2 separate regions of the Homo sapiens genome follow, and region 1 is linked to region 2. Evidence: read pairs that join two places in POLR2A ChIA-PET (ENCODE). Cell type or tissue: PC-9. All regions are shown on one strand. Region 1 overlaps CHN1 (chimerin 1). Region 2 overlaps CHRNA1 (cholinergic receptor nicotinic alpha 1 subunit).

Region 1 (2,500 bases), 190 kb before region 2:
GGGACAAACTGTCATGTGTCTCCTGAAGTGATACAGTGAAACACACGGTATCACCTGTATAATATTTTTGCCAAAACTGTTTAACTTAAATCTAGTTATAAAGTACGAATCAGACAAATTCAGAATGTGTACCTTCCATAAGACATCTGCCCTGGGTTTATAAATAATGTCATTATCATAAAAAAAAAACAGTGGTGGGATGATATAAAATTAAAGGAGACTAAAGAGACATGGCCATCAGATTCAAGGACCTTGATCGGGTCCTCAACTTATATATATATTGTAAAGCTATAAATTTTGAGTACAATTGGATAAATTTGAGTATGGACTGTATTAGGTAATGTGGAATCATAATAACTTTCCTAGATGATACATTATTGAAAAATAATTACTCTCGGCTGGGCGTGGCGGCTCACGCCTATAATCTCGGCACTTTGGGAGGCTAAGGCGGGTGGATCACGAGATCAGGAGATCAAGACTAGCCTGGCCAACGTGGTGAAACACCATCTCTACTAAAAACAAAAAATTAGCCAGCCATGGTGGCATGCGCCTTTAGTCCCAGCTACTCAGGAGGCTGAGGCAGGAAAATTGCTTAAACCCAGGAGGCGGAGGTTGCAGTGAGCCAAGATCACACCACTGCACTCCAGCTTGGGCAACAGAGGAAGACTCTGTCTAAAAATAAATAAATAAATAAAATAAAATAAAAGTAATAATTATTTCTCTATTGATAAAAATGTTAAAATAGATTTTGTTATTGTGACTTCTGGTTTAAAACACAATATAGCTTTGAAAGTATATAATTAGTTAACAAAGAGAACCAATTTACAGAATTAGGCAGGAGTTTCATGGGATTGTCTTTTGAATGTCCAGTTGCAGTTTAGATATATGTAGATTTCCAGTCTGTGTATATGTAAGCATAGAATTAAGTATGAGGTACTTGATTATTGCCTTTCATTGCTGCTCGCTGTGATCAAGGATGATTAAATAATTTGCATGTAATGGGAATTTTAAAAATGCTATTTAATAAAATGTTTCATTTTGTTTCATGTTCTGTTCACACATACTTTTTAATTTTTTAAGTATGTGAGAAACTGAAAGTGAGAAATTGGCAGTACTTTGGAAAGTCCTGAAGTATTTATTAGTAAGACTATTATCTTTGTTGAAAAATAGCTATATTATTCCTTTCTTAAAATAATTTGAGACCTCACAAATGAAGACATAATAAAAAGAATAAAGAAAAGTTGAAGGAATAAAAACAGCAAAATGCCAGTAGATTGCAGTGCTGATTGAGGCTCAATGTAGTTGTGTGAAAAGTGTTTCACAGTTATAAAGTATATGAAACTCTGAAGGCCAGTATGATCCAGTTTTTTCCTGAATTAAATTGTTTTAAAAAAATTCATTTGGTGTGACATTAAGGTACGATAAATCAATGGAACTCACTTTTGAAGAGCTAAGCTGATGTGGTCACAGTAGATAGCTTTCTGATGATTCACCTTGATGCAAAGACACAAGATAGAATAATATACTGGATGAATAGATGGATGTTAGAGTCTCTGAAAATAATTTCCTTTTATTTACCTTTGCTCTGTGATTGAATGCTGCCATCCCCTGAGGAACTAGACCAATTATTTGTATTCTCTCCTTTGGTTAAAAGCAGGCATGAAAGCATTGAAAAACCAGAAAAGCAAATTGTACAATTGACATTTTCCTACTTAAATTGAGCAATGTATTCATCATTTCCACTTTGCAATATAAAAAATATTTATTGTATTAACTTTTCACAATATTTTGTGAAATATTTATGTTTCACAAAAATATAGATTTTTTGTAAATATTTTATGTTTGTTTATATTTAAAAATATTTATATTTTTTTCTCCAAAAAAATAGTCATGTTCTAATGACTAAATTGGTGGGCAAGGAATGCTGTTCAGAATGAAAGGATTTACTGTGACTGGCTCTCCTTGTACATTGAAACTATCCTTACATATTATTCACAACTTATAGTCTGTTACTTATTAACAGCTTATAGTCAGTTCCTTAAGTTTGACTGTTTAATAAGGATTAAATATGTGTGCATACAATAAATGTCTTTACTTTGGAAATTAGTGGTGATAATTTGTTTCTATATTTGACCGTTCTCTAGGTTGTTCAATGTTTTTCTGTTTTTCCCAGGTGATAACTAAATGACAGTTACTAAACAGGCATAAGTGGTCTTCCTTTAAAGAAATGAAATTCATACATAATATTATTATAATGATTAGATTTACAAATAGAGACATGGGAAGTATTTATAAGCCACTAATGCTAATGGTTTGCTTATTCTATTAAGTTAAATATCTGTATAACAACTAAGTAACTTGAATGTCCATTAGAAATGAAAGTAAAGGATTAAATAGTGGGATAGAGTTGATCTAAAAATACTTTTCGAAGGAAGAAAGTTTCAGAGTTAGGCTTGATGAAATGATTAGTGATTGGTTTGGAAGAACTAAAGATTATTGA
Region 2 (2,500 bases):
AGTCACATTCCTCTTACCCTTGGGTTTCAGTGGTGAATTAGTTTGCTTGGGCTGCCACACAAAACACCATAGGCTGTGAGGCTTAGATAACAGAAATGTAATTTCTCACAGTTCTGGAGACTGGAATTCCAAGATCAAGGTGCCAGTAGAGTTGGTTTCTTGTGAGGCCTCTCTCGGTTTGTAATGGCCATCTTCTTCCTGTGTCCCATGGCCTTCCGTCTATGCATCTGTGTCCTAATTCCTCTCCTTATAAGGACACTAGTCATACTTGATTACTCACTACCCCATATCACCTCGTTTTCATTTAATTACCTCCTTAAAGTCCCTGTCTTCAAATACAGTCACATTCTTAGGTCCCAGGACTCAGGACTTCCACATATAAATGGTGGGGTGGGAGGAACACTGCAGCCCAACCCAGATGGGTAGTTGTGGGATTTTTTTTTTTTTTTTTGGTCTTTTCAGGGGAGAAGATGACTCTGAGCATCTCTGTCTTACTGTCTTTGACTGTGTTCCTTCTGGTCATCGTGGAGCTGATCCCCTCCACGTCCAGTGCTGTGCCCTTGATTGGAAAATACATGCTGTTCACCATGGTGTTCGTCATTGCCTCCATCATCATCACTGTCATCGTCATCAACACACACCACCGCTCACCCAGCACCCATGTCATGCCCAACTGGGTGCGGAAGGTGAGTGGGGAGGCCCCTGCAGACTTCACACGGAGGCACATCTACAGGCCTCCCCTTCGAGGAGCCAGTGGGTTTCTAGCTAATACTTGGGGCTATTTAGGAACTAAGTTCTCTTTGGGCTTTAGGGAATTTTTGGAAGGAACTTTCTTTGGCCTCTTTTTAGGAATAAATAACTCCTGTAGCCTTCCCAGAGAGAAAAGAAAAACAGAATTAACAAAGCTCATTCCAAATTCAAGTTTAAAGAATCTCTTTGATCAGAGAAGATGAACAAACGGCTGCTTTTTATTGAAATGCCGTGAAATTCTCGCGATTTCTTTTGTATGTTTTCCAATCTGTGAACAGACTGGCTTATTTTTTGCTGGTGAAATCATCTGTTGAGAATAGAATGAATAGAATGAGGGCTAGAGATGGGAGGGTTCCTGATGAGAGAGGGTCAAAAAGTGAGTTTTAGTGAAGGACTAGGTCTGAAATAGTTACGTTATTGAATTTAAAAATTTAACATTTCAAATATGTCTTTCTTTGACAAAACTTTACAGAGACACTGAAGTCCAGGATCTTTTGTCCAGAATGTAAAATATTTGTCAGGAATTGACAAAAGAAGCTACTGCTCACAATGTACTCTTTTAAGAGGAGAGTAAGAGTCCCTGTTTCTGTAAAGGCTGATAGATGACTGCTGGCAATACCTGTACTGCAGTTTCTTCAGGAACAGGAAACAGAAGAAAACAATCTAGCTGTTTTGTGGGATATATTTGAAGTGGAGGGGCCCCTTCTTTAACCATTTGATCCTGGTGACACATTGCTAAGGCATTTTCCATACCTGTAGGGGATCCTGACGCTTTTAAGCTCATTGGTGGCCCCAGGTCGATGACTGCACATGGGCTCCCTCCAGTGGCGAACTTCTCACATTACAGAATCATCACTGTTAACCATAGTCATTTCACAGGACCCGGGATACAGAGGGATCTTTGAAAAAATCTAGTATAGTTCTTTTGTTTTAAGGACAAGGAGGCTGAAGCCCAGAAAAACTGAATGACTTACCCCAAATCACATTGATAATTCAAAGACAGAGTTTTATGCTTGCCTCCTGGACAATAATTCTCATGCATGGATTTCTTTTTTATGTTAGGTTTTTATCGACACTATCCCAAATATCATGTTTTTCTCCACAATGAAAAGACCATCCAGAGAAAAGCAAGACAAAAAGATTTTTACAGAAGACATTGATATCTCTGACATTTCTGGAAAGCCAGGGCCTCCACCCATGGGCTTCCACTCTCCCCTGATCAAACACCCCGAGGTGAAAAGTGCCATCGAGGGCATCAAGTACATCGCAGAGACCATGAAGTCAGACCAGGAGTCTAACAATGTAAGCTTCGTGGCTTGAAATTCATGCCTCTGGGTTTAAATGGTCAAATGTATGAGCACAGGTGGTGAGTCTGACTTAACAAGTAGGTGGCATACAACAGGCAGCTACTGACCTAAGATGAACCCTGGTGACCGCCTCTAGACCACCTTAGTAAGTTATCACTTTGTAAATAATCTATTCAAAAAATAAAGACGATGCCAGCCAAGGGATGGGAGGACTTTGAGATCTACAAATTGAAGGGCCCATAGTTGATGCAAAGCACAAACGTTGTGAGTCCAGAAACCACCTTAGGGAGACTCTGTCTAACATTTTCCTCTCTCCCAGGCGGCGGCAGAGTGGAAGTACGTTGCAATGGTGATGGACCACATACTCCTCGGAGTCTTCATGCTTGTTTGCATCATCGGAACCCTAGCCGTGTTTGCAGGTCGACTCATTGAATTAAATCAGC

Evidence for each region. Peaks named below come from ENCODE experiments on the same cell type or tissue, not always from the same donor. Only the 100,000 strongest peaks of a DNase experiment are listed, where the experiment ranks them.
Region 1: POLR2A ChIA-PET joins it to region 2 with 5 read pairs; 2 of 35 experiments call an interaction of 5 or more read pairs at or near these places.

Annotation. Positions count from the first base shown.
Region 1 is chr2:174,938,223-174,940,722 of GRCh38, reverse strand. All of the region lies in intron 3 of CHN1 (chimerin 1), which reads left to right. Among named protein-coding and RNA genes, the nearest start is that of CHN1, 66 kb to the left of the region's middle. In PC-9, no CTCF peak of the experiment used is centred here; a DNase peak (open chromatin) is centred at 1,433.
Region 2 is chr2:174,748,132-174,750,631 of GRCh38, reverse strand. It overlaps CHRNA1 (cholinergic receptor nicotinic alpha 1 subunit), which reads left to right. Exons shown (of 9, transcript NM_000079.4): 7 at 463-686; 8 at 1,813-2,052; 9 at 2,377-2,500. Among named protein-coding and RNA genes, the nearest start is that of CHRNA1, 15 kb to the left of the region's middle. In PC-9, CTCF peaks have their summits at 1,347 and 1,555 (motif pointing left); a DNase peak (open chromatin) is centred at 1,481.